Regions from separate parts of the Mus musculus genome. Here regions 2 and 3 are each linked to region 1. The links are chromatin loops, found by intact Hi-C in ENCODE. Cell type or tissue: left cerebral cortex. All regions are shown on one strand. Links, peaks and the distances in the headings refer to the core of each region. The heading gives the core; the rest is flanking DNA.

The links. Peaks named below come from ENCODE experiments on the same cell type or tissue, not always from the same donor. Only the 100,000 strongest peaks of a DNase experiment are listed, where the experiment ranks them.
Region 2: it touches region 1 in a loop (4-fold over the local background); 3 of 42 quality-filtered maps call a loop at or near these places.
Region 3: it touches region 1 in a loop (4-fold over the local background); 2 of 42 quality-filtered maps call a loop at or near these places.

What each region holds. Positions count from the first base shown.
Region 1 is chr10:11,444,742-11,454,792 of GRCm38, forward strand. Epm2a (epilepsy, progressive myoclonic epilepsy, type 2 gene alpha) reads left to right here. Exons shown (of 4, transcript NM_010146.2): 3 at 3,901-4,142. Among named protein-coding and RNA genes, the nearest start is that of Epm2a, 110 kb to the left of the region's middle. In left cerebral cortex, for the core only: a CTCF peak has its summit at 5,341 (motif pointing right); DNase peaks (open chromatin) are centred at 5,377, 6,194, 6,598, 6,997 and 1 more place; H3K4me3 peaks cover 372 bases; H3K27ac peaks cover 597 bases.
Region 2 is chr10:11,836,592-11,846,642 of GRCm38, forward strand. No RefSeq gene overlaps it. Among named protein-coding and RNA genes, the nearest start is that of Gm22546, 190 kb to the left of the region's middle. In left cerebral cortex, for the core only: a CTCF peak has its summit at 4,745 (motif pointing right); DNase peaks (open chromatin) are centred at 4,720 and 5,077.
Region 3 is chr10:12,992,993-13,003,043 of GRCm38, forward strand. No RefSeq gene overlaps it. Among named protein-coding and RNA genes, the nearest start is that of Sf3b5, 10 kb to the right of the region's middle. In left cerebral cortex, for the core only: a CTCF peak has its summit at 4,314 (motif pointing left); a DNase peak (open chromatin) is centred at 4,307.

The DNA of each region.
Region 1 (10,051 bases), core at 2,530-7,529:
AAAAATTTAATTTTCTTAGCCATTTGTATTTCATCTTTTCAGAGCTTTCTGTTTTGTTCCATAGTCTGTTTTTAATTGGATTGTTTGTATACTTGACGTTTAGTGTTTTGAGTTTTTTGTATACTTTTACATATGACTATATACCAGCTATTCACCTAACCAATGTAGATTGTGAAAATAAATCTCTAGTTCCAATGCAAATTTCCTTTAAAAATTTTCCATAAGGACATGTCTACAAGAACCTAAGTAGAGAAAAAAAACCTTTCCTATCATGTAAATAGGACTTTAGTCTTAGAAAGTTGGTTATGTCTTTTGAGATGTTTCTACTGAGGATGAGAGATACCCGCATTTGAAGTGAGTGAGTTGTTTTCAAGTTCACATCAACAACAGCAAGAATTGTCAAAAAGAAGAAAGCAAAAATAAAATAAAATATAAAACAAAAGCAGACAAACAAACAAATAAAAACAAGACAGAAGAAAGGACAAAAGAAAGAAAGCCAACAGAGACTTCATACTAAAAATTAGGCAGCTGTTCTATACCTTGCAGCATTCAAGTGAAGAAGAGAGAGAAAAATGCAATCTTGGTCAGTATGATACTGTCATATTGGATGTTAGTATTAAGATCAAAATGAATTATGATTATAGCTTCACATAAACCGTCCTTCGCTCCTGTATGTCTGTGAGTACCTGATTCAAATAGAGTAGTACTAAATTGTAGCCATTTCGTGGAAAATTTCTGTGATTCAGTTAGTTTTAGAGCTATTCCAAAGATGAGCACATCAGAGGCTTAGAAATGGTTAATGACTTGGCTTATAGTCATATGACTCTTACCAAATACCATATGCCTTTCTGACTATATGTAGCATGATTTCTGTTATAGCTAAAAACATTAGAGTGTTTTTCAAATATCTAATATAGAACTTCTATTCTGCTGTAGATACTTCTTTTATTTATATGTACAATAAAATCTATTTGTTCTTAATATATATATATATATATATACATATATAAATACATAAATTAAGAACATATATATATATTTGTTTGTTTGTTTGTTTGCATGTATGTCTGTGCACCTTTTGTGTGATGCCCAAGAGGGCATCAGATACCCTGGAGCTGGAGTTACAGACTCTTGCTAGCTTTCAGATGGATGCTGAGAACTGAACCTGGGTCCCCTGCAAGAGCAGTAAGTGCTCTTAACCACTGGGCCATCTCTTCCACCACATATGTGTGTGTTTTAAACTATGATGTGAGCTACCATACTATTGTCAGAACAGCATGAACTATGAGCTTCAACATCCCCGGTGACTTTCTTCTGTTTAAAGGGGAAGGAGTCCAATGCTACTTTTATTCTTAAAAGCCAAGGGTTTTGTTTTTTTTTCCCCCACACGTGTGTTACTGACATTTTGGACGAGACAGTTCTTTGTTGTGGGTCCTGTCCTCTCTTCTTGTAGATACTGAGCAACACTACAGGTCTTAACTTGCCAGTGTAACAACCCAGAATATCTCATTAATATTGCCAAAACTGACTGGCCCAGCAGACCACCCCTGCTGTAAAGTCAACATGAAGAACCTTGCCGCAAATGCAACTCTCTGCTCAGTTTCTGTCTTGCATGTTACAGAGTTCAAACCATCTGTGACTTAGGTGTTGTCTTAGCAGAACAAGTCAGGCGCACCACTAAGGTAACATGCCCTTCGCTCTCTAGGGCAGCGGTCCTTGAGACTGTAACTGGTGTTCTAGATGGTGTCGTGAGCCCATTCACGGTCACTGCAGCAGGGAGGGAGAGCATGGAGAACCAGGCTTGCAGTTTCAAGTATACCCAGTGGGAGTGATACTTGGTGCTTCAGCTTGTTTAGCCACAAAAGCAAGCTGCACAGGACACATCTGAATTTGAAGCAGAGGGCATTTGGTTCTCCATGCTTAAAGGGAGTACCTGGAGTTACTGGTGAATCGCAGTGATGTGTATCGCAGTTAAGTCCTATATGAACTGATTCAGGACATTTGAGGTATAGTGTCTAGTCCTTGGTTCTGGAGAGCATGCATAAGTATGGAGTAAGTTACTATGTGAATAAGATTCTGCGAATATGAGAAAATATAATAAATTTATTATGCATACTGGTTTGTAAAATATTTACACTTTTGGTAATATTTCCATATATGACAATAGAGTTTTCAATTAACGGCTATGACAAGCTCTGTTTGTTTGTTTGTTTGTTTGTTTGTTTGCTTGTTTTCTGTCTTCCAGTAAACTTTTATTAATCTTTTAGGTTAAAAATATTTCTCATTGTCTTAGAATTTTTACACAAGAATCATTTTCTTTTCATTACTTTTCTCCTTGTATGCTGCAAATACAAAGAAAACTCTACTTGTGTTTCTCCCTCCTTAATCTTAATCTGAATGACTTAAATACATCACATAACTTGTGTAGTTGAGTCTCTAGGGAAGTGTTTCTCAAGATGTATAATTTGAATAAGCAAGGTCACCTGGGAAATGGTTGGAAATCTGAAATTCAATGGCAATATTCTCTCTCTCTTTCCTATCTATCAATCTATCTATCTATCTATCTATCTATCTATCTATCTATCTATCTATCTATCTATCTATCTCTTACTGATAGTTTTAAAGAAAACTGGTGAACTAAATGGAGAGCCCTTTAAGTGACCTTTGATCAACATATAGAAAAATGTTTGGGGCTAATGGACTTAAACTTGGTTTTGAGTTTATTTAACAGAAGTTTTCTGTTTCCCAAGTTTAGCTTGTTTTACAGGCCTTATACTGCTGGAAGAATTTTATGTAGTGATAAAGAATGATGGCTGTATTTTAGTATTTTTTTTTAATTTTGAAATTTGAGATGATTGTAGGTGGTTTCACATTTAATGTGTTTAGAATGAATTGATAGATTTTTTTTTTAAAGCTTAGATTCACTTCTTTTTTTTTGTTTATCTGTTTTATTTTCTTTTTTCCATTTTTTATTAGGTATTTAGCTCATTTACATTTCCAATGCTATACCAAAAGTCCCCCATACCCACCCACCGCCACTCCCCTACCCACCCACTCCCCCTTTTTGGCCCTGGCGTTCCCCTGTACTGGGGCATATAAAGTTTGCAAGTCCAATGGGCCTCTCTTTCCAATGATGGCTGACTAGGCCATCTTTTGATATATATGCAGCTAGAGTCAAGAGCTCAGGGGTACTGGTTATTTCATAATGTTGTTCCACCTATAGGGTTGCAGATCCCTTTAGCTCCTTGGGTACTTTCTCTAGCTCCTCCATTGGGAGCCCTGTGATCCATCCATTAGCTGACTGTGAGCATCCACTTCTGTGTTTGCTAGGCCCCGGCATAGTCTCACAAGAGACAGCTACATCTGGGTCCTTTCAATAAAATCTTGCTAGTGTATGCAATGGTGTCAGCATTTGGATGCTGATTATGGGGTGGATCCCTGGATATGGCAGTCTCTACATGGTCCATCCTTTCATCTCAGCTCCAAACTTTGACTCTGTAACTCCTTCCAAGGGTGTTTTGTTCCCAATTCTAAGGAGGGGCATAGTGTCCACACTTCAGTCTTCATTCTTCTTGAGTTTCATGTGTTTAGCAAATTGTGAATTGATAGATTTTGTGTAACATTCATAGAGCACATACAACATGTTGAGTTTATTTTCATATGTTCCTAGATTTAGTTTCTATGTCCACTTCCTGTTGTGCTTGTTGATATCATAATAAGTTTTCCTGAAGCAGTAAAACAAGTAGTTTTAAAAACTAGTATTATTTCTTATATACTTAAAAAAAATCCAGCCTTATCAGATTGGAAGATGAATTGTACTTCAATAGCATATGTTGTATGCAGATGCTGAGAACTCAAGTTAGAACCTTAGTAATGGTTGACCCCGTATGTTCTTTCTAGAATTCTACCAAATATCTGGCTGGGTAGCTGCCCTCGCCAACTGGAACATGTGACCATCAAACTGAAGCATGAACTGGGAGTTACAGCTGTCATGAATTTCCAGACTGAATGGGATATCATCCAGAATTCTTCAGGCTGCAACCGCTACCCTGAACCCATGACTCCAGACACCATGATGAAGCTGTATAAGGAAGAAGGCTTGTCCTACATCTGGATGCCCACTCCAGACATGAGCACTGAGGGTAAGGGCCAGAAGTAGCACTCGGATTCCTTGCTGAATTTGCTTCAGGGACCTGTTTGTCTTCCTCTCATCTATAACTGAATGTCTAAACTCTGAATTATAAAAGTGGAATCAACATAGGGATTTAGATTTAATATGCATTTAGACACTTTGACAGGATTCTGTTTAACGTGGCTTCATATATATGTGTGTATGGAGCATACAGTCCCTAAGGGATGGCAAGTCTTAATGAATGAACTAAAGTAGGGGTTTAAAAGCACAATGGGTTGGTTATAAAGACAGACAGATATTTTGGGGAGCTTGCGTAGATAATCTAGAAAGGCTTTTGAGGCCGTGATGCCTGAGGTACTGGGGAGTGGCTTTGCAGTGACTGGGGAGAGGGCACGAGGAAGAGGAGAGGATGGAAGAAATAGCGATGTAGAAGAATCTCTATGCCCTGATAGGATGTGGCACCTTGTAGGAACTGAAAGACCAGTGTGGCTAAAGAACTGAGAATATGAAAATACCCCCAGGACTTGAGCTACAGTAGCAAACGATGTTACATTGTCAGAATAGCTTCAGCAGGGAAAAAGGTGGGAAGCCGGGGAGGGTGGAGGTCCTTTTTGTTTTAGTTTGTTTACCAAAAGTATATCTATTGCTGCAGGAACAGCTTGCAGCTGGGTCTGGGAGTCCAGTGAGGTGGGTGTAGTAAGATGGGTAATAATCTGGAAGGTGAGGCCCTGGGCTGTGGGGAGGAGCATGGTAGTTAGTGAGGCAGCACTGACTGGGCAAGCATGCGAGACCAGTCTTTATGAATGGGTTATGCGGTCGGGTACAGCTGGGGAAGCAGGTGACTAAGTCATAGATGTGACATAGTATGTAAGCGGCAGTAAGGTAAGTTCAGAACCAATTACAGCGCAGAGAAGAGTGGACAATGAATGATGTGATGTGCTCTGGAGATTATGGCTTGTCTCTGACGGGGGCAGATAGGCAGACTACACGATTTCCGGGGCGTTTGAAGTGGGCCTGGCTTGGATGGGAGATGTGGGCAGAGAGAGGAAAATGAGAGGGCAAGGAGGAGCACAGACGAAGGCGCAGAAGCTCGGGCTTGTAGAAGAGCCGGCTATAGATGCAATAGACAGTTGCTGAAAAGCAGGTCTAACTTTTCCTTCCGGTAAAAGAGCCACCTCTCTACGACAGTATTAGTAACGTGTCAGCAGGGGGCAGCAGAGAGCTGTAGAGTGCATGGGTTTGGGGCGTTTGAAGATTTGCTCTTCTGGGTAAGAATGGCATTGAAGCCAGGCCAGGAAGCTCGAAAACGTTTCTCCCCATCCAGCTCTCTCTCGGTGTAATGCATGCTACGTCTCCACCCCTCTCATGAACGAAATGGATTAACTCGTCAGCTTCAGGGAAGATTCTAGGCAGACATTGTAGTCACCCCATTTTGCAGAGGAAAAGACAGGTACAAAATGGTTATGTAACTTAAGACTGAAATGTGGAAAGACATTCCACATTTCAGGGGTGTCATTCTGTGTCACAGAACTGCTCCCAAAGCCAGGCTGCGAAGCCGCAACTGCGCGTTTCTTTGTACGCTTCAGGCAGAGTCCCCAGACCCACGTAATTTCTGTTCTTTGTGTTCATGATTAGTTGCAAAGCTACGAACTGAGGGGACATAGCTTATCTCCCAGAAACCAGAGGTCTGTAAAACAGAACATCTTGAGGACCATAGGAAACCCATGTCACTGGCCACCTTGACACTTCAAAGACATCAGGTGGAATTTAAGGCATTTTCTTGAGGCTAAACCCCAAACCAGACAGAGTTTATATCAGCAGAGAGAAGGACAGCTTAGCTCTCTGGAGATCGTCTGTCTGGTTTTAAGACAGTCAAAGAATTGTTCGAGCCTTCAACTGTAGCACAGAGATTTTGATTTGGCGTCTATGGTTCTAATTCCACAGCATCATTGCCCACCTGGGTAAACAGGAGGGGACAGGCAGGCAGGGAGCAGTTGAGCCATTAATTCTGCTACTCCACCCTCCCCTTCCCATGCTCTGCTAACTGAAGGGTCCCAGGTCTAAAAGGGAATTTTCTCAGTAGTTTGGTTTCATCTTTCTGCTGGGAGCCATTGTAGTTGTATTCAAAGCATGGTTGTGGGGGGGTCACTGGGTCACCAGGTCAGGGTGTCTATGGCTATCTCCAATGCAGAGCTATCATAGCAACAGGAAGAGAGCCAAGAAGCCCACAACTGCCATAGCACAAACACTGACACCGAATAAAAGATTTGGTTCAGTTGGACCTTGACAGGTTATCAAAGAGTTAACCATTTCAGAGTGGCAGGGTGACTTTCTTCCAACAGATTAATCTATGTAGCTTATAATTATAGACCAATGCACATATAGATTCCCCCACCCGAGTATTTTTAGAACACCAGGGGGAGGGGGGTGGGATCTGTCTGGAAGCATTCTGAGCTGCTGCATAATGCTGTCAGGTGAAGTCTGGAAGGAGAGTCTGTTAGACTCAATTGTCATAGAGCGGCTGCAGTCAATTGTCCTATCGATCCTTCCTGTTGTACACTTTGTCATATAAGGACGACTAGCTTAGATATCTTCCTTTTCAGTTCTCCTTTTTAAAAAATGGCTCCTCTCTTTCACCTGGGGAATGAAAAAAAAAATCTCCAAGTCAAAGGAATAAACTGCGTTTGCTCATTAAACCCCCCTTCTCAGGGGGAAGTTCCATTGAGTGCTGCTCTCTGCTCTGTTCCTGTAACAGCTTAGCTCTTTCCTTCCCAGTGAGTTCTAAGATTCTGGGTGTTGCTTTGCTACCACGCTTCAGTCATTCTCTCACTCAGCAGACTCAGTTCATCTCTGCCTTTCTGCCATAACACTGACCTGGCAGTGCCTAAATACCTGGCAGGCTGGAGCCTGGTCGGCCTTGGGTAGCTTGTAGACGGGTCTATTCCTGTACTGGCCATCCAGGGATGGGATCTCTACTAACTAGATTATAATAGACTGTAAGATTAGTCACAAGCTTTAAAAAATATCTTATTACTTCTCTGAGAGTTTCATAAAATGTGTTTTGAACACACTCATCCACATGCCTCCCTGTAATTCCTTCTAGGTCCATCCTGCACCCTGGACTTCCGGTACCCTGCCCACTTTGTATTCTCTTTGTGTTTGTTTTGTAAATAAATCATGGTGTCCACTTTGTGCTGCCTATATGGTACAGGGCCATCCTCTGCAGCATGGTCAACCGACTGGAGACACTTTTGCAAAGAAAAGTGGCTCTCCCTGCTTAGAGCTGTCAAGTACCCATAGCCTTCAGTTAGGGGTGAGAGTTCTTTATGTTTCTACCAAAAGATGTTACAGATAGGATAGACCCTCATCTATCCATCTTGTTAAAGGTGGAAAACAAGACTTTCCAAGTGAAGTGCCAGTGTGCAGTTATGTATCGCCCCAGAGTAGGACAGGGAAGATGCACATGTATGCTGTGGACCTCTTCCTTGGCCAACCGTAGACAAAGCAAAGCAGCCCTGGAGAGGGTCTTGACCTCCCTTACCTCAGGCTCTAAAGAGTCGGGTGTTAAAAAGCTCTTCCGTTTCTAATAACCTTGGCTTGTTCAATCCCTGCTTCCCTTTCAGGGAGCTTTAGTTATCCCAGACTTAGATTAGCCTCTAGCAGGATAGGAGCAAAAGGTAGAACAGAGAATTCTAACATGTCAGATCAAACAAGTGAGATTGCCGTTCAGTTGTTAGGGAGGTATCTAATGCTTGTTGAGTGAGCATCTATGCCCAGTGCTTGTTTTAAATTCCAAGGACAGAAACACAGATGGTGGAGTGTTTTGCTTGACCTACATAAGGTTTACAATTTTTTTTTCAATTTAGTTAGCTGCATTTAAAATCTGGAATATTTTCCATAAAAAAAGAATCTGGGAACTGAGGAGATTGCTCAGCAGTTAAGAGTACTTGCTGCTCCTGCAGAGGACTCAGGCCGGCTTCCCAGCACCCACATGGTAGCTTGCAGCATGTAACTCCAGTTTCAGGGGATTCCACACCCTCTTCTGGTCTCTACCAGCATAGGACACATGTGTGTAAATGGAGAGAAACAATCGGTCTCCCTCCCTCCCTCCCTCCCTCCCTCCCTCCCTCCCTCCCTCCCTCCCTCCCTCCCTCCCTCTCTCCTTTCTTTCTTTCTTTGCCTTTTTTTTCTGTACTATTTAAGGCTGGAAACTTACCAAATTAATGCACGCATGCACTCACTCACTCACTCATTCACGCACTCATGCATAACTCACACAAAACTCAAGCATACACAGACTAAACCTGCCTTTTGGTGCTCTGGCTGGCATGGACTCTCTTGTACACTGCGGATCCTCCTTTCATTCCTTGGTGACTCAGGCTGTCTGCATGGGGGCCTTCGATGCACCAGGAAGACACTGCCGTCTCACAGGATCGCAGCCACTTAGAGGGACTTGTAAGAACACAGACTGAGATGAAGCAGAAGGTACCAGCAACCAAGCCAGCAACCAAGTGGATGGGGCAGGGGCACAGCACAGGGGCTAAGGTCCCAGCTTTGGAGTCAGACTGGCTGCAACGGAGTAGCCTCTTACAGATTTAATTGGAATGGATTAAAGTTCTCAGTTCCTTCATGGAAAAGTTGAGGATAAGAGATAACACCTGCTATAGGATTCTCCCAGATAGCCAAGACTTCTTCTCTAACTCCTAAGCTGTGGTCTTGCTTCTTTATTTATTGAAAGTAGATTTTTTTCATACAATATATTCAATTATGGGTTCCCCTACCCTGTTAAACTACCCCCCCACCTACCCAAACTCACAATCTTTCTCTCTTTCTCATTAGAAAAGAAACAGGAATCCAAACAAATAAAAGAACACAAAACAAACGAACAAGAATAGGACAAAACAAATAGGGAGAAAAGGCAGAGAAAAAAAGCACAAGAAATGCATGCAGACACAGGGACACACGTATTTGCACACAGAGAGAATGCATAGAAAAAAGACAAAACTGAAATCCGTAATATGTAAGCAAAGGTTCTGTAGGGTAAAAAGCAAACAGACAAACAACAAACAAACATCTCCTACAGTGTCACTGAGTTGGCTGAGCATGGGGGCTATCCTTAAGAGTGGTTTGGATACCCAGTGAGACTCCATCAGAGAAAAGTAATGGTTTTCTTTGGGAGCATTTATCAATTGGAGATAGATTCTGGGATAAGGTTGGGGTCTTGTGTCCACTTCTCTCAACACTGGAACCCCATCTGGGTTGGACCAGTACAGGCCCTGTGCATGCTGCCACAGTCTCAGAGGCTTCCTGTGTCTGTCAGTCCTGTGTCTGTAAGGGCTTGCTGGATGGCTTGTTTTCCATCCCCATGGCCTCCTGCAGTCTTTCTACCCATTTGATCCTCCTGTTCTAATCCCCTGTCCCCTCTATCCTCAGCTATCTATTCTCATTCTCCTTCCTAGGGAGATCCTTGCTTCCCCAACTAGTCCCTTCCTCTACACCTATCCTCTGTGGCTCTATAGATTGTAGCCCTGTATCCTGCTTTTCAAAAACTCAAGAGCTCACATTCACATATAAGAGAATATATACCATGCATACCATATTTTTCTTTTTGGGTCTGGATTACCTCACTCAGGATGATTTTTTTTTCTTCTATTTCCATCCACCTACCTAGGAATTTCACCATTTTCTTTTTAACAGCTAAATAATATTTCATGTGTGTTATTTCATTTTCTTTATGCATTTCTTCATTGGCTGACATCTAGGCTGGTTTTAGTTTCTAGCTCTCATGGACAGAGCAGCAGTGAACAAGCTTGAGCAAGTGCCTCTGTGGTAGGATATAGAGTCCTGTGGGTGTGTGCCCAAGGGTGGTGTAGCTGGATCTTGAGGTAGATCTAGTCCCAGCTTCCTGAGGAGCCTCCT
Region 2 (10,051 bases), core at 2,408-7,407, 390 kb after region 1:
TCAGCTAAGTTCTCTACCTACCTTTTGAAATGGTAGACTAAGAACAGGCTTTGTAATGGGGAGACAGAAGCAGGAATTTTTTAAATACTTTATGAATGGACCTCTCACATCTCTACTGAGAGCAATAAGAAAAGACAATACGGTAGTCTAAAGTTTTTTAAATTAAAAATTACATTTATATATTATATATTTATTATATCACATATAATGTATCATGTATATGTGTCATATGTCATATGTCAATAACTAATTGAATTATAATATTATATTATGTATTATAATATATGACATATTTATTTATATACATAGTTGTTGCTTGAATGCACGTTTGTGCATGTGTGCATCCCTGTTGCCCACAGAGGCCAGAAAGGAATGTTGAGTTATACATGGTTACTGTTAGTTAAGTTTTAACCCTGGGAATAATGGTTGTGGTACCTACTTAACAATCAAAGCAGACTTGGCCTGCAGGTTCTCTTTGCATCCCTCAGTCTGTAACTATCACAGGGCCCTCCTGACTGGCCTAGCTCCATCCCCTATCCTGTACTCTCTAGCCCAGGAGCTGAACTGCCCTTCCTTATATAACCCAATCATTTCGGTTACCTTGTCTTTTCCTCTAATCTCTTTTGGGCCTCCTGGCTGCTGCACCTGGTTCCCCTCTCTTCCCTCTCCCAGGCCCTATCCCTCCTTACAGAGCTCAGGATCATGTCCATTCTGGACTCTCTTAGATGTCTCCACCTCTGGCTATGCTCTTCCACATATGTATTATGAACTTTCTCTTGCACCATTTGTAAGAGACGTCCTTCCCTTCCCTTCCCTTCCCTTCCCTTCCCTTCCCTTCCCTTCCCTTCCCTTCCCTTCCCTTCCCTTCCCTTCCCTTCCCTTCCCTTCCCTTCCCTTCCCTTCCCTTCCCTTCCCTTCCTTTTTTTTCATTCAGTTATGATCTGCTATGTGGATGCTGGGAAGTGGACCCAGGTTGTCTTGGGTTCAGTGTTCTTTACCATTAGCCACCTCTCCAGCCAGCTTAGAAGTTTTAATATCACGGATTTGCTCTCTTTGCCTTTCTTTTCCTTGTTACAAGGAGTGGGATTGATTTTATTCTTAAAATCCTCAGAAATTATTTGACAATAAAAGGCCATGACTGGACAGGTAGGTCAGAGACTTCCCAGTGTAAATTCTCATAATGGCTCTGCAAAGATGAGGGGTGTGTTGAGCAGTTTTTTGAAGCAGTGCTTCATTATGACCTTCCATATCTTGTGAAGCAGGGCAACATTCGTTTACCTGGACTGCACTTAAGGTCGGTTCTGACTCTACCACCAGCAACTGAAACAATGCTAACATGTTGGATTCGGTGATATTGTACCTAATCTCCCTCAGGACAACTGCCTGCAAATTATCCAGTAGGATGTCAAAAAGTCTCTGAACTTAAGGAGCAGATAGATGTGTGGTGGTAATAAGATTTCTCCCAACTATGTTGGGAGCAGATGAAAGGAACTTGTCTTAAGCACTGCCATTTTGACTTCAGATTCCATTATACCTAAGCTGACCTGTTACCAACACCCTCTCGAAACAACAATAGTTACCCAAAATGCAATGCCTGTTCCAAACCACAGTGGGGGGGTGGGGGGGCTGGGGAATTTGGGTTGGTTGGGCAAAAATACTTACATTCAATCTCACTTAACACTTGGGAAAGTCTCTAATCCCTATGTTCTGATTGGTAAAAATTATAACTATAACTTGTCTGTTTATTTTTATTTTTATTTTTGAAGGTTTTATGCTTGTAAACAATGTATCAGCTCCCAGAAGAAACATGGCTCTGGAGTCCTTGTCTGGTAGCCCTGATGGATCTGTGACTCTGCTTATATAGTGGGAATATAAAAGATCGTGTTGATTCAGGAGTCCACTGGTGTATTGTCTCCCTTTCCTCATGGCGCACAACAGACACGGTGCAACAAATGGAGACAGCATATCTGCAACCGCTTGGCTGCAATTGGAGGGTTCCTCTAACCCTCCTGTTTTATCAGGCTTAGGGGAAGTAGCACCATTGTAGTAACTGACACTGAAGCAATCTTGCAGGCATCAGTCAGACCTGAAAGCTCCAACGGATTAACACTGACTTTGCTCCAGTCACTCTCAAAAGTTTAGATTTCTTCCCCAACTGACTGTTTACCAGTTTCCACAGAGGTCTCCCGTGTTGGGGGATGTTCTCAGTCACTGTGATCTTGCCTTGTCCAGGTCCAGGAGATCAGCCAACTTTCAGGGATAGCCCTGACGAGAACTGCCACTGAAGATTTTGATCTTCCCCATCCTGGGTGTCTCTGCTTGGTGCTCCTTGCTCAGTGCTCCTTGCTCAGTGCTCCTTGCTCAGTGCTCCTTGCTCAGTGCTCCTTGCTGCTGAGGAGCCAGGAAGCAGAGTGAGCCCAGAGACATGAACTTACAGCTTCACACTGCTGCTCTGCCATCTCCTTTGTGTAAAGAAACAGGAGGGAAAAGATGCTTAAAAATGAGGAGCTCTGCCCTCAATCTTTGTTGCGCTCTGTGGTAGACAGAGTATGGGGGTGAAAGAGAATGGAGGAACCTTTACCTGAAGGCACTTCAAGGCTAACAATGTCCTCAGGCATGAGCTGAACTCAGTAAGAACTAGGTAAAGAAGACCACATCCCCAAAGGAGACAGGTTTATCAGAGACAGACGTCCCTGACTTATTCTGCTTTTCAGTGAGTTGGCTTCAGGAATGTTCCTGCCTGCGTTTGACGGAATGGGAATGGATTAGGTTCAGCTATCGTCAGTGGCACACAGTTCTAATGTTTCAGCTTACCTGTCCCTGCTCTTCAGCATAGCACTCTGCTTTTCAGCCTTGGCTTCGGCTTTCTCTTCAGCAAGGTTTCTTTTTTTTTTTTTTTTTTTATATTTTTTTTTCCATTTTTTATTAGGTATTTAACTCATTTACATTTCCAATGCTATACCAAAAGTCCCCCATTCAGCAAGGTTTCTATGTGGATTTGCATCTTCAGGATCTCAGTTTTTATTCTGTGTCATTGACAGTAGTAACCAGCAAGGTGCTAGCTGCGGAGTGAGTGTTCAGTTAATATATGATTGAGCTACACATATACCTTGTATAGAAATAAGCCCGTGCACACACATGCTGGACCGGCTATACATTAGAAAGCGAAGGATCTGGGTTTTTATTAGAAACTTTTTTGTGTGTTTAAATTAAATCAATGGCTTGTAAAATTTCACCTTTGCTCTTACTTCCTCCTCACCTCCTTGCAATCTGAGACATAGAAAACATAAGTAGTTGCCCTGGAGACAATTGCTGAGCACTAGAGGGTCCATCCAAGAACAGCAGTGAGAGCTGCTATGTTAGACAACATCAACAGTGTGCAATAATCTCTTTGCTTTCAATAAAATTGGGGCTGATAATCATCTTATTTATACTAAGCTCCACAACTTGTTAGGATTTTGAGATGATAATACACTTGTTGGGAAATAGTCACTGACTCCAGGACAATCCCCAGAGTCCTAGTCCTAGCCTCAGCTACCCCATCTCAGGCTCTGCACCTTTGAGAACCTTTCCTAATAAGCCATTGTGGTTTGACTACTAATGTCCTCTCAGGCTCATGTGATGAACACTTGATTCCCAGACAGTGGTATTATCTTGGAAGGATCTCCAAACTTTAGAAGTGGAGATCTAGCTGGAAAAAAAAAATCAGACAATGAGGGTTTGAGTCCTTGGGAGGTTTTGTTCCTTGGCCTTTCCTGTCCTTCTGTCCTCTCTTGCCCCCTCCTTTCTTTCTCTCTCTCTCCCTCGCCCTCCTCCTTCCTTCTCTCTCTTTCTCTTTCTCTCCTCCTCCTGCCCCTTCTTCTTTCTCTTCCCTTTCCCTTTCTCCTTCCTCCTCCTCTTTATCATCTGCCTCCTCCTCCTCTTTCTCCTTCTCCTCTTGCTACTTCTTGCCTCTGTCAGGCGGGTAAGTTACCCTACTATATACTGTAGCTAGTATGGCACTACCATGGTGATCTGCTCTAGCTCGGAATCAGTGGAGTTACATGTGAACTAAAATTTTGAAACTATGAGTTAAATCAAGTCCTTCTCATATTACATTGTTTTCTGGATCTTGTGATTATAGAGACAGAAAAGCAAACAACACAGTAGCAGACGCAAGTTAACAGCTTCCTAGTCAAGCCAGGCCCAGCACTGTGGCTCTAGCTGGCAACTGGTACCTGTGGTGGCTCTACCAGCTGTCAATCCAGTGAGTCTCATTTGACAGTATTTCTCAAAGTGACAAACTAGTCTGATTCAGGCATGTGTGAAACCCTCCCAAGACTATTCTCTTTGAATTATCAGGTAACATTAGAAACTCAATTATTTAGTTTAACAGTAAACATTTCAGCCTCTCTTGAAAGATTGAGGGTCCTAGGGAAGCTAGCCTTTCATTCCCTCCCGAAAACTCACAGAGTAAGCAGGGCGATAACTTCTCACTTCAGCCAGCGTATGTGCTCTCAGCTCAGCAACACCACCTCCCTTCCTGTTCACTGAAAGAGCTGAGAGTTTTAACCTTCATAGCTTTGACTCCGTGCATCTTGACTTTGCTCTGGCTGGTTCAATAAGAACTTCACATCCCACTGCTTGGTTCTAGACTTACAGGTCATTTAGTCTGACCACGCTCCTGCTGTGCCTCCTGACTCATTTGTAAATCTGGTGCTAGTAGTCGGCTCCGTTTTCTTCTACCTCAAGGTGGCACATTTGGACTTTGCAGACCTGAAGTGTGGGCAATTTAATCCCTGTGATACCCAAGTTCCACAGAAGCAAACCTAGAATGGAAGAGGAATTTGAACACTAATCTTAATATTAATTACCAATTATAGACAGGAATAAATTTGGGACTGCCGCTAAATATATTTGTTTCGTAAGTGAAAAAAAAAATTCTGTCTTCCACAGGAAAACTGCTGCTGCCAATTATGTTGCTATTTCTGTGGAGGAATTGCTTCAGCAGGGGCAGGCCCAGGGGTTCTACCCACTCAGATGCTATTTTCTCCCTTAATTGTGACTGCCACCTGCCTGTTGGTGAATTCACAGCTATACCAACAAACAAGAACATTCGAAAGTCACACGCAACCGGAGATCTTGCCTCAGTTTTGGCTCATGGCATTAACACACCACCTCAAGCATAGTTGCCTAAAATAGCTGCTCTTACTTGCTCATGCTTGCGTGACTCACCATCTCTGAAGGAGCAGTCATCCGATGCCATCACCTGGCAGTGGGATAGTGGCCCTTTTCGTGTCTCTGTCAATTATCATCTCTCTGAGCAGTGGGGCTTCTCTAGGCTTCTTGGTATGGTGGTTTCTGAGAGGCCAAAGAATGAGAGATTTTGTGATGAAGGGTCTGCTATATTCTATTGCCAAAAATCAAGTCATAAGGCCAGGCTATACTCAAATCATGGGGAAACAAAGTGTTAACATTCTTGATAGGGGAACAGGGGTCACATGGTATGTATTCAGATCTGAGCTGTCATCATCCTCTTTGCAACAATAATAGAACTGAATCTGAGGCTGGAACTGATAAGGGGATAGGGTCTGCTCTAATGGAAGAAAGAGATTCTGACTGAAAATGACGATAATCTATTGGGAATCTTGTACATTATAAAAAGGTTTTAATAGGATGGGAAATGTAAAGTCAAGATAGACTGTAAAGAGATTCTTGCTTGAAATTCACCAGGAAACCATAGAGGTGAAAAGAAAGAGAGAAATGAAAAATGAAAGATGGGAGGAAGAGCTTCTGGGTCTGGGAGAGCAAAAGCAAGGGACTGTGAACTTCCTGAAGCAGTCATCAACTGTTTGCTCCAATGTGGTCCAGTCACATCCTGCCCTGACTCAGCCCAAAGCTTATCCTGGATTTTCCAATCTACCACTTCTGCTTTCTCTCTCTCCCAAGTTCGGGAACTTCTCTAGACCAGTGGCCATGAGACATACAGACAACATCTAAGTTTCTTCTTCATTCTAGATACTGCAATGTGGAAATGAGTTTTATATACCTTTAAATAATATTATTCCTTTATGAATAAGTATAGTATTCTCGTTACAAAAATTTGAATTTGCCATTAAAGATACACAGAAAAGAAAACAGGGACATAGAGAGATAGAACCTGAACTGAAAAGTCCGAGTGAAGCCTGAATCCTCTAGACCCTCAGACCTCTTCTTGCCTGCTCACAGAAACATCAGCTGTTACGTGCCCTCTGAATGATCAAAAAGTTCAATATGACTCTGATTAGCAAGTGAGAAATATAGACTGAAATGTACCTTGACTAAAATAGCAAAGAAGCGGGGCAGGTCATATAAGCAGTTAACAACACCATTGCCATAGAAACAAGAAGCAATAGTAAGCAGACACCAGGTAGTACTTGTTGTAAGACATTGAGTTATGACATCTTGATTTTGACAACACTCACACACCTTGCCACAGCAGTGAAGGCATTAAAATGAAGCAGAGATTGAAAACTGGATGTATCTGCATCTCTTAGTGATCCTGAAGTGAACGAGGAAGGTGGCTGAGGAAAAAAGCCCTTGGAAGGAGAGCATTTACCACCATGGGGGAAGGTGGCTTTCAGATGGCTTGCCCCATGCCTAGCTTCTGTACATGAAAGTCACCATGTAGGCTATATTTATCTTATTTGTGCTTCATCATTTCCATTGAGAAAACCGAAGAAGCATAATTGGTTGATCTCAACAGTTTGAACTCTCACTTTGTGTGCTATATATAGACATACCTCATCTACTGATTCTATGCATGTCGTGTGTCTGTGTAACATTTGAAACAACTGCTGTACTCATTAGCCAGAAACCATTCACCATCACCATCTACACTCTAGACATCAATGGTATCTCTGAGTTCTAGACACTGGTATCTGGTAACATTAGGGAGGGTCTAACTGTCATTTTAAATCTGAAATGTCTCCTATAGGCTTATATTTTTGAATGTGTTATCCACAGCTTGTGGCTCTATTTAAAGAGCTGTAGCATCTTGAAGAGGTTAGGCCTCGATGCCCGCAGGACACTACTAAAAGACTCTAGGGACTATAACTATTCCTGGTTTTCATGTTTTCTGCTTCCAGATCTACTAAGATATAAGTTCTCTCTGCTACGTGTTCCCACTGAAATCTTTCTGAAACAGTGAGCCAAAATACCCCCCCTTTACCATCTAAATGATTTGTGTCATATAGTAGTCACAGCAAGATTAAAGTAATTGAGACAGACACTTGCCTGAAGCTGGGATGGCCAGCTGTTCTTTAGACTCTTAAGCCTCTAGTAACTCCACTTATCATATAGTGTCTTGTGTAAAAAGTAATTTGCACACATCCGACCATTCAACAGTGTTCTGCATTAAGAGATAAAGATGATGTTACCTAGCTACTAGGAAAATCATTTGAAGCAGTTTTTGATGTTGGTTTTCTTGACTATTACCTAAGCCACCCAGATGGACAGGAGGAGGTAGTTAGCTGAAGAAAAAGAATTTCTTTCTAGACGCTGCAGCTATGCTAACCTAGAGTTTGAGAATGTTTTTATAGAAAACATTTTCATCATATACAATTATTTCTGATTTGAGTTTATTTTGGTCATCAGAAGGAAATCCTGTCTATTATCCTGTCTCTTCTTTCCAACTATTAAATAGATTACTCTGAATATAAATCCCTTAGAACAAGTAAGGTTAATGGATTACGGAAAGAAAAATGGGATGTTCCCTGATATATTACAAAGAATTTTATGATTTAACCACAAATTTTGCTGGACACGTCAGTTCTTCATCATTAATGTCAGGAAAGAAACGCCACAGTGACTCACAAGAGTTTCTCCTACATATGTAAGGCTCCTTATATTCTCCAAAGATGGATTTGGAAACTTCCAGACTCTGTACTTTCATAAATCATTGTTTTATTTCATTTAGCTCAATTTTCCAGAGAAGGCATGTGCACAGAAAATTAGTAAAAATATAATTAGAATCTATTGATTTGAAATGCTATATAAATTACTTTCTTATATTGAAGACACTTGTTATTGGTTGTTTTAGACATTATGCCCTCGCATTGTCCTTCTCATCTGTGTGTGTGCATGCAGGCATGTCAAGAAATGAGGCAAAGAGAGAGGCTTGTGAAAGGCTAAGTTCCATCTTTGCACATCAGAAACAGACAGGGACCTTCTGCCAGTCAGAAGCCTGCTCTGGACTCCAGAATGTGACTCTGGGCTGCTTTTAGGGGCTTTCATCTCACAAGTGGGTTGCCAGATAAAGCAGGCAGTCCTAGAGCCAGGTACCATATAATCAAGGTCTCAGATAAAGTCCTGCCTAACTGATGATTAATGGATGATAAATTATACCTTTCTTTAACCCATGCTAAAACTTTACAGAGGCACTGCATTGGGACACATCTTTTAGTTCATAGTTAGCAAACACTAAGTAACTTTCTCCAACAAAATATCCGCAGGATGAGGGGTATATTGAGAAAACCAACTACCCTCCGTCTCGCAAACTCATTCACAAGTGTGCACTGGAAGCAGGGGACAGATATGAATGAACACATTCCTGGTGAGTCGACTGCCCCACTCCCACCCCCCACCCTGCAGTTTGGAGTAGCACAGAGAGCAGACCAGTTTAGAACGAAATTACTGAAGTGACTGAGAATTGGATCGATGAGGAGGTAGCTACAATAAGTCCATCCCCTCCCAGAGAGACAGCTAAGATCACTTTAAAGAAAGTCTGATATGTGTCAGGGAAGAGATAGGCGTATAGGCAGGCAGCTGCTCCAAATAGGTCATTAATCAATACGAGTATCTGCCACTCAACCCAGCCCTGAGCCTTACCCTGCTTACCAGAGAAGAGTGTTCTCTGCTCTGGCACTTTTAACTCATGCCTCAGTCCTGTAAATAATCAATTCTTCAGCCAGCAAGGGAAACATAAAGCTTTGCTAGGACCCAGGAAGAAGAGGCATATGGTGTGTTGGTCTTGAATACTTCAGTGTGCAAAATTGCTTCCCACTTAGGGAGTCTATGTTGTGCTCTCAACGGAATTCACTTCCACCATCTGGAACAATAGCTCGGACTCTGTGTCAAAAGGAAATCCCCATGTGACTTGAGGGATGTATCTAAAGATTTTTTTGGTGGTGGGAGGTGGAGGAGAAATTAAGATTCTAAGTACACATTTTGAACAAGACTTGCTATTTGTGAGTGTGTGCTTCAGCACAGGATTTCCTATTATTTATTAGAAGCCCAAACTCAACCTATGTAAGGGCCACTTCTCTGACTTGGCTTATTATAGGGGAAATTGATGGCCACCAGCAGTCAGCCATATCATGACACCAGTCTGGAGAAGTTTATGGGTTGCCTACTGTAGGTAACGGGACAGAAAAGCTAGTTTCATGTTGAAACTTCACTTAGACTCAAGTAGAGCAGAGAAGTGGAAATGGAAATGTCATGTAGTATCTGAGTGTTATGATCTCGGCATGAGCACACTGGATGTCAGGGACCACTCTTAAATTGGTGTACTAAGTAAAGGGACAAAAACATTTAAAAAAAAGTTTGAAGTGTGTGCGAGCATTGTTGTCTTTGTGATCCTGTGCTGAAGTCTCAGTGGGAGTGGGAGGTACTGAAAAGAAAACCACCCTGTTGACTCAGATTATAAAGGAAGGACTCCAAAACAATAGATACCAAACTGAGCCATCCCCAGGAATCATGCTGGGAAAAGGGAAACACTGAAAAGCCCTTGGTCCAGAACACCAAAGGGCAGACCAACCTCCAGTGAGGAGTCCCCACACACTCCCTTCATCCTGCTTCTGATGAGGAAATGCCACATATTTCCAGTCATCTTCCCCTGGGAGGTAAATGACCTCATTCATGTTCCTTAGCTTTTGTTTGTTCTTTTCTATACAATTGGAACACTGTTAGAGGGGGAGGGGAGAACAACAAAGTAAATCCGCTATCCTTTACCATGTTCTGGTTCCTAGTTTCTTCTAAATACAGCAAAATCTAGGCCCGCAAACCTAACTGCCCCTCAACACTGTGACTCAGA
Region 3 (10,051 bases), core at 1,919-6,918, 1.5 Mb after region 1:
AGACAAAGGATTAGATAAGGATTTTCTAAAAGAGATTTCAATAATAGGGGAAATAATCCCAAGAATTGACAAATGGCGTTACACAATATTAAAAGTTTATGCATGGTGAAGGAAAAGCTTATCAGAGTGAAAGTTCAGCGTAGAATAGAGAAAATTCTGCCAGCTATGCATCCAACAAGAGATTACTGTCTATATAAGGAACTGCAGAAAAATTAAACGCCAAACCAAAACAAAAAATAAAATCAAACCATCTAATCACTAAATGGGCTAATGAAGAAAATAATAGTTCTCAAAGAAAGAAACACAAACAGCTAATAATCACATCCTTGGCCATCAGGGAAATGCAAATTAAAGCTCTTGTGGGATAGCTGTTGTGAGAAGGCTCGCACGAGTCAAAATGCTCATTACGGAAACAAGCCACTGCGAATGCTGGTGAGGGTGTGGAGAGAAGGCAGTCCTTAGACACCTCTGGCGGTACAGGCGCTGAGAGTCAATGCGAAGGTTCCCAACCAACTAAACAGAGACCCACCTCCCAGGCACACACCCTAACGTCTCTATACCTCACTGTGGAGACATTTGCACGCTTATCTTTATTGCTATACTGTTCACAGCCGCTAAGAAGTGGAAGCAGCCCAGATACCCATCAGCAGATGAGACGGTAGAGAAAACGTGGCAGAAATGCACGATGAAACTTCATTTTCCTGGAAAGGAAAGCGAAACTACAGCATTTACAGAAAAGTGGCTGAAAGGAGAGATCACTATGGTGAGTGTGGGCTAGTGGAGCTGACAAACGCAACAAGTTGGTGAAGTGTGCATGTGTGCGTGCGTGCGTGCGTGCGTGCGTGCGTGCGTGCGTGCGTGGAGCCATAAGTTTAGAAAGGTCTCATAGAGAAAAGAAAAGAAAGAGGTCTTATGGGAGGCCAATGGGGAAAGATGATGGGGGTGGGCAATGGAACCCATGTGATATGAAAGCACAAACGAGGGCTTTTAGAGGAGGAAGGCGAACAGCAGGTTTGGTGCGGCCAGATGAGAGGAAGCAGTAGGAGAGGGGCTGAGAAAGGAAGCGGGGCGTGGTGGCCACCATGCCTTTAATCTCAGCACTTGGGAGGCAGAGACAGGTGGATTTCTGAGTTCGAGGACAGCCTAGTCTACAAAGTGAGTTCCAGGACAGCCAGGACTACACAGAGAAACCCTGTCTGGAAAAAAGAAAGCAAAACAAAAAAGGGCAATGAATGAAAATGCCGCACTGGACTCCATCCCTTGGTTCTGCGATGTGAAAATTCACACAATGTGTAATCTGTTGATAAACCACAGGTTTCTGCTTACACAACATTAAATTTAACAATTAAAGTTACTGTGGTGCTTTGAATATGCTTGGCCCCGGGACTAGCTGCCTGGAAGTCAGTCTTCTCTTGGATCCCTTTGGAACACGATGTAGAACTCTCAGCTCCATCTCCAACTGCCGTGCTTTGGCCATGATGATAATGGACAGAACCTCCGAATCTGTAAACTTGCCCCAGTTAAGTGTTGCCACGGGCATGGTGTCTCTTCACAGCAATGGAAACGCTGAGACAGACAGCCATCCTTCTCCTTTTACAGAAATCCTTCAGCCGTGTGTGTGTGTGTGTGTGTGTGTGTGTGTGAGACATTCTCCTGAATGAACGATCTCATCATTATGATGTATACTGTGGTCCTGTGGTCAGTCTCATCTCAGCCTGGACTTGACTTTTGAGTGTGGACTGAATGACAAGTTCAATCTCATCTTTGAATTTATTTATTTATTTATTCATTGGTACACAATTGTTCTTTCATTGCTCATAAAAATTGCGTTTTCTGTCTCTTAGTGAGCCTTTCTCACAGATTCAGCATTTATGTGTGGCCTGTTTCATATTCTCATTCCTGAAATATAGAAGCACTATTAATTTCTTACATTGATTTTTATCTTCGGCAACCACCCTTAAATATGTTAAACTGCATTAAAGGGTTTAATATATTTAATTTATTTTTAGCGTTATAAATGGTTGACCAAGCAAGCACAGAATTCTAACAAGCAAGGCCTTCCAGAACATCTCATCCAAGGCTCTTACGAGTCCAAATTTAACTTAGGAATTTATTGAGTTCATTTCTCTTAAATATTAGAATGTCCCACACATCCTTGTTCACAGCATTGTCCTAAGCCTGAAATTCTAAGTCCATTAGCCTCCTCTGAGAGTTGAAACCCACGACATTTGTTAGAACCTGCTTTATGTTTAACTGTTTCAAACATGAACGGAGTATCCCCAAACCTGGCGTGAATGCGTGGAGCTGGCAGTGTGATTTCATCCACCGTCTTCGTATCTGCTCATGCGTCTTCCCTTATATGTGGAACACTCAGGACAGGGTATGTGCACCAACCCTGCATGGAGTCACAGGGCCCATTTTAGGACATAGACGACGCCCTGGAGCAGGTCCTGGTTACCAAGTACAGTCTCTGACCATGAGGTTCTTTGCCACTAATAAAGGATGTCTTTTCTCTGTCTGTCTTTCTGAGCTCACAAGATCAACAGCCTATCTCACTGAACTTCCCAGGGTACAGTACCTGCTCAGCTATGTGAATCAACGAAGCATCCTTCGGAGAGAGGAGCCAGGCTTGTAAAAGGGCTTTGGGCACTTTGGGTTTGGGACTCGTGTTTTAAAACGGGCTGAACGTGTTTGAAGCGACAGCTGGTGGACGAGAGAGCAGGGTGTGGCAGTTTTTTAGAAAGGGTGCAGTTAGTTGGGGTCGGGTACTGCAGCGGTGGGTGAGACATCCGGAACATGGCCAATGCTCACCTTGTTCTCAAGGCAGAGTGTGGGTAAAGCCGAGGCAAAAGCGCAGGCTCCCGCCCTTCTGAACATTCCCAGCAAAACGATCAAAGCAAAACGCAAGGATCGCCTTGGCTAAGGAAGCCACACAAAAGCAGAGAAGAAAGGACTGGACAGAGCGAGGATGTAGCCCGTGCAGTAGAGCGCTTGCCCAGCACTGTACAATCCCCTGCGGTTGATCCTCAGCACACCGTAAACAGGGCAAGCTGGTACATTTACATAGCCTGGGCTACATGAGACCTTGTCTCAAAACAATTTTTTTTTTAAATAAAAAGAACAAAACAAAAAACAAAGGAATTACAATGCTAGAAGACCCCAAAGGTGGGGTTCTGCCTGAGATATTTTTACATACCTAACAATGAATCACTTTCTCAACTTACTAAGCAGTTAACTTGTGGCTCTTGGTTGAGGCTGTCCACCCTACCCCTTCCCACCCCTGAGGCAGATGTTGATCCAGAAGTGGAGAGACTTGAAATTGCTTTGCTAGAGACTTCTGTAAGCTAAAGAAGAATGTCCAAGACTGGGCAGGGAAGCGTCCAGTGTGGTTGAGCCATGGCCACGTAGGGCAGTCCATTCCACCTCCAAATTCCTTTCTGACCTAAAGCTCCAGTAAACAAATTATAAAGAATGTTTAGTGCTTAGAAAAATTGTAAGGGCTAAGACCAGGAAGTTCTGAAGCAAGCACAAAATTCCCTGTCTTCCTGGACCTTGTATTCTAATCAGGGAGACAAATGGGTACACGTGTGTTAAACGTGTGTGTGCTGGTAGTGGGCGCTCAAGGAAAAGCCAGGTTTAGGAGAAAAGGGGCTGATTGCACCTTTACATCCTTTAGCCTGAAATGGCCTCTGTTGCTGGCTCTGACCTCCTCCAGGGGCAAGCGGTCAACCTGCTCCAGCTTTTTCAGAGCCTCTTTGAGAGTCCTCTGACTCCAGAGCGTGTCTGGAATGCTCTTCCAGAATTCCTGTCATTGTTGGCCTGCTTTTACCTGTAAGATGTGTAAAGTGGCACCTTCCAGAACGTTTCTCCTAATCCGCTCCCCTCAATGCGCCCCGCCCCCCTTCATGTGGCTCCTGTTTATCCCTCTGCTTAAAGTACTCGTGGTCGAATCTCATTCCACCACCAAGCCATGCAGACACACACACACACACACACACACACACACACACACACTCTCACACACCGAAACCAAAACTCATGAAGAAAGAGACTCCATAACCCCATTGTCACTGAAATCCCATAATACCGCGCTGTCTAACTAAATATAAAACTTCAAAACTCCGGTGTAATAGTTGTACGATGATACGGAAATCATTCCTTCTTCGTTAGCTATGAGTCTCAGCTCGTTGCCTTTAAACACTCAGCTAACCAAAGTCTGACCTGTAGCACCCCAGTCACTAGCACTTTTCTGGCCTCTTCTGGTTGGGTAACTGGTTGGATCACCAGTCTGTGCGCCCACTTTGTGTTGTTTTGGCGCCCCCTAGTGTCAAGCATTATTGCAACACCTGTACAAAGTGAAAGTCTTTTTATTTTTTTTTTTTTTTTGCTTTTTTTTTTTTTTTTTTTTTTTTTTGGCCTAATAAGATGATTTTATTTATTTTTTTTTTTTATGGAACTTTTTTTTTTTTATTAGGTATTTAGCTCATTTACATTTCCAATGCTATACCAAAAGTCCCCCTTACCCACCCACCCCCACTCCCCTACCCACCCACTCCCCCCCTTTGGCCCTGGCGTTCCCCTGTACCGGGGCACACAAAGTCTGCGTGTCCAATGGGCCTCTCTTTCCAGTGATGGCCGACTAGGCCATCTTTTGATACAAATGCAGCTAGAGTCAAGAGCTCAGGGGTACTGGTTAGTTCATAATGTTGTTCCACCTATAGGGTTGAAGATCCCTTTAGCTCCTTGGGTACTTTCTCTAGCTCCTCCATTGGGAGCCCTGTGATCCATCCATTAGCTGACTGTGAGCATCCACTTCTGTGTTTGCTAGGCCCCGGCATAGTCTCACAAGAGACAGCTACATCTGGGTCCTTTCAGTAAAATCTTGCTAGTGTATGCAATGGTGTCAGCATTTGGAAGCTGATTATGGGGTGGATCCCTGGATATGGCAGTCTCTACATGGTCCATCCTTTCATCTCAGCTCCATACTTTGTTTCTGTAACTCCTTCCATGGGTGTTTTGTTCCCACTTCTAAGGAGGGGCATAGTGTCCACACTTCAGTCTTCATTTTTCTTGAGTTTCATGTGTTTAGGAAATTGTATCTTATATCGTGGGTATCCTAGGTTTTGGGCTAGTATCCACTTATCAGTGAGTACATATTGTGTGAGTTCCTTTGTGATTGTGTTACCTCACTCAGGATGATGCTCTCCAGGTCCATCCATTTGGCTAGGAATTTCATAAATTCATTCTTTTTAATAGCTGAGTAGTACTCCATTGTGTAGATGTACCACATTTTCTGTATCCATTCCTCTGTTGAGGGGCATCTGGGTTCTTTCCAGTTTCTGGCTATTATAAATAAGGCTGCTATGAACATAGTGGAGCATGTGTCTTTCTTACCAGTTGGGGCTTCTTCTGGATATATGCCCAGGAGAGGTATTGCTGGATCCTCCGGTAGTACTATGTCCAATTTTCTGAGGAACCGCCAGACTGATTTCCAGAGTGGTTGTACAAGCCTGCAATCCCACCAACAATGGAGGAGTGTTCCTCTTTCTCCACATCCTCGCCAGCATCTGCTGTCACCTGAATTTTTGATCTTAGCCATTCTCACTGGTGTGAGGTGGAATCTCAGGGTTGTTTTGATTTGCATTTCCCTGATGATTAAGGATGTTGAACATTTTTTCAGGTGCTTCTCTGCCATTCGGTATTCCTCAGGTGAGAATTCTTTGTTCAGTTCTGAGCCCCATTTTTTAAGGGGGTTATTTGATTTTCTGAGGTCCACCTTCTTGAGTTCTTTATATATGTTGGATATTAGTCCCCTATCTGATTTAGGATAGGTAAAGATCCTTTCCCAGTCTGTTGGTGGTCTTTTTGTCTTATAGACAGTGTCTTTTGCCTTGCAGAAACTTTGGAGTTTCATTAGGTCCCATTTGTCAATTCTCGATCTTACAGCACAAGCCATTGCTGTTCTGTTCAGGAATTTTTCCCCTGTGCCCATATCTTCAAGGCTTTTCCCCACTTTCTCCTCTATAAGTTTCAGTGTCTCTGGTTTTATGTGAAGTTCCTTGATCCACTTAGATTTGACCTTAGTACAAGGAGATAAGTATGGATCGATTCGCATTCTTCTACATGATAACAACCAGTTGTGCCAGCACCAATTGTTGAAAATGCTGTCTTTCTTCCACTGGATGGTTTTGGCTCCCTTGTCGAAGATCAAGTGACCATAGGTGTGTGGGTTCATTTCTGGGTCTTCAATTCTATTCCATTGGTCCACTTGTCTGTCTCTATACCAGTACCATGCAGTTTTTATCACAATTGCTCTGTAGTAAAGCTTTAGGTCAGGCATGGTGATTCCACCAGAGGTTCTTTTATCCTTGAGAAGAGTTTTTGCTATCCTCGGTTTTTTGTTATTCCAGATGAATTTGCAAATTGCTCCTTCTAATTCGTTGAAGAATTGAGTTGGAATTTTAATGGGGATTGCATTGAATCTGTAGATTGCTTTTGGCAAGATAGCCATTTTTACAATGTTGGTCCTGCCAATCCATGAGCATGGGAGATCTTTCCATCTTCTGAGATCTTCTTTAATTTCTTTCTTCAGGGACTTGAAGTTTTTATCATATAGATCTTTCACTTCCTTCGTTAGAGTCACGCCGAGATATTTTATATTATTTGTGGCTATTGAGAAGGGTGTTGTTTCCCTAATTTCTTTCTCAGCCTGTTTATTCTTTGTGTAGAGAAAGGCCATTGACTTGTTTGAGTTAATTTTATATCCAGCTACTTCACCGAAGCTGTTTATCAGGTTTAGGAGTTCTCTGTTGGAATTTTTAGGGTCACTTATATATACTATCATATCATCTGCAAAAAGTGATATTTTGACTTCCTCTTTTCCAATTTGTATCCCCTTGATCTCCTTTTGTTGTCGAATTGCTCTGGCTAATACTTCAAGTACTATGTTGAAAAGGTAGGGAGAAAGTGGGCAGCCTTGTCTAGTCCCTGATTTTAGTGGGATTGCTTCCAGCTTCTCTCCATTTACTTTGATGTTGGCTACTGGTTTGCTGTAGATTGCTTTTATCATGTTTAGGTATTGGCCTTGAATTCCTGATCTTTCCAGAACTTTTATCATGAATGGGTGTTGGATCTTGTCAAATGCTTTTTCTGCATCTAACGAGATGATCATGTGGTTTTTGTCTTTGAGTTTGTTTATATAATGGATTACATTGATGGATTTTCGTATATTAAACCATCCCTGCATCCCTGGAATAAAACCTACTTGGTCAGGATGGATGATTGCTTTAATGTGTTCTTGGATTCGGTTAGCGAGAATTTTATTAAGAATTTTTGCATCGATGTTCATAAGAGAAATTGGTCTGAAGTTCTCTATCTTTGTTGGATCTTTCTGTGGTTTAGGTATCAGAGTAATAGTGGCTTCATAAAATGAGTTGGGTAGAATACCTTCTACTTCTATCTTGTGAAAAAGTTTGTGCAGAACTGGAGTTAGATCTTCTTTGAAGGTCTGATAGAACTCTGCACTAAACCCGTCTGGTCCTGGGCTTTTTTTGGCTGGGAGACTATTAATAACTGCTTCTATTTCTTTAGGGGATATGGGACTGTTTAGAAGGTCAACTTGATCCTGATTCAACTTTGGTACCTGGTATCTGTCCAGAAATTTGTCCATTTCGTCCAGGTTTTCCAGTTTTGTTGAGTATAGCCTTTTGTAGAAGGATCTGATGGTGTTTTGGATTTCTTCAGGATCTGTTGTTATGTCTCCCTTTTCATTTCTGATTTTGTTAATTAGGATTTTGTCCCTGTGCCCTTTAGTGAGTCTAGCTAAGGGTTTATCTATCTTGTTGATTTTCTCAAAGAACCAACTCCTCGTTTGGTTAATTCTTTGAATAGTTCTTCTTGTTTCCACTTGGTTGATTTCACCCCTGAGTTTGATTATTTCCTGCCGTCTACTCCTCTTGGGTGAATTTGCTTCCTTTTTTTCTAGAGCTTTTAGATGTGTTGTCAAGCTGCTAGTATGTGCTCTCTCCCGTTTTTTCTTGAAGGCACTCATAGCTATGAGTTTCCCTCTTAGAAATGCTTTCATTGTGTCCCAAAGGTTTGGGTACGTTGTGGCTTCATTTTCATTAAACTCTAAAAAGTCTTTAATTTCTTTCTTTATTCCTTCCTTGACCAAGGTATCATTGAGAAGAGTGTTGTTCAGTTTCCATGTGAATGTTGGCTTTCTGTTATTTATTTTGTTATTGAAGATCAGCCTTAGTGCATGGTGATCTGATAGGATACATGGGACAATTTCAATATTTTTGAATCTGTTGAGGCCTGATTTGTGACCTATTATGTGGTCAATTTTGGAGAAGGTACCATGAGGTGCTGAGAAGAAGGTATATCCTTTTGTTTTAGGATAAAATGTTCTGTAGATATCTGTCAGATCCATTTGTTTCATCACTTCTGTTAGTTTCAGTGTGTCCCTGTTTAGTTTCTGTTTCCATGATCTGTCCATTGGTGAAAGTGGTGTGTTGAAGTCTCCCACTATTATTGTGTGAGGCGCAATGTGTGCTTTGAGCTTTACTAAAGTTTCTTTAGTGAATGTGGCTGCTCTTGTATTTGGAGCATAGATATTCAGAATTGAGAGTTCCTCTTGGAGGATTTTACCTTTGATGAGAATGAAGTGTCCCTCCTTGTCTTTTTTGATGACTTTGGGTTGGAAGTCAATCTTATCAGATATTAGGATGGCTACTCCTGCTTGTTTCTTCATACCATTTGCTTGGAAAATTGTTTTCCAGCCTTTCATTCTGAGGTAGTGTCTATCTTTTTCTCTGAGATGAGTTTCCTGTAAGCAGCAAAATGTTGGGTCTTGTTTGTGTAGCCAGTTTGTTAGTCTATGTCTTTTTATTGGCGAGTTGAGACCATTGATGTTAAGAGATATTAAGGAAAAGTAATTGTTGCTTCCTGTTATTTTAGTTGTTAAAGGTGTCATTCTGTTCTTGTGGCTGTCTTCTTTTAGGTTTGTTGAGGGATTACCTTCTTGTTTTTTCTAGGGCGTTGTTCCCGTTCTTGTATTGGTTTTTTTCTGTTATTATCCTTTGAAGGGCTGGATTCGTGGAGAGATAATGCGTGAATTTGGTTTTGTCGTGGAATACTTTGGTTTCTCCCTCTATGATAATTGAGAGTTTGGCTGGGTATAGTAGCCTGGGCTGCAGTTTGTGTTCTCTTAGTGTCTGTATAACATCTGTCCAGGCTCTTCTGGCTTTCATAGTCTCTGGTGAAAAATCTGGTGTAATTCTGATAGGCTTGCCTTTATATGTTACTTGACCTTTTTCCCTTACTGCTTTTAGTATTCTATCTTTATTTAGTGCATTTGATGTTCTGATTATTATGTGTCGGGAGGAATTTCTTTTCTGGTCCAGTCTATTTGGAGTTCTGTAGGCTTCTTGTATGTTCATATGCATCTCATTCTTTAGATTTGGGAAGTTTTCTTCAATAATTTTGTTGAAGATGTTTGCTGGACCTTTGAGTTGAAAATCTTCATTCTCATCCACTCCTATTATCCGTACGTTTGGTCTTCTTATTGTGTCCTGGATTTCCTGGATATTTTGAGTTAGGATCTTTTTGCATTTTCCATTTTCTTTGATTGTTGTGCCGATGTTCTCTATGGAATCTTCTGCACCTGAGATTCTCTCTTCCATCTCTTGTATTCTGTTGCTGATGCTCAAATCTATGGTTCCAGATTTCTTTCCTAGGGTTTCTATCTCTAGTGTTGCCTCGCTTTGAGTTTTCTTTATTGTGTCTACTTCCCTTTTTAGGTCTAGTATGGTTTTGTTCATTTCCATCACCTGTTTGTATGTTTTTTCCTCTTTTTCTGTAAGGACTTCTACCTGTTTGATTGTGTTTTCCTGTTTTTCTTTAAGGACTTGTAACTCTTTAGCAGTGTTCTCCTGTATTTCTTTAAGTGATTTATTAAAGTCCTTCTTGATGTCCTCTACCATCATCATGAGATATGCTTTTAAATCTAGGTCTAGGTTCTCAGGTGTGTTGGGGTTCCCTGGACTGGGCG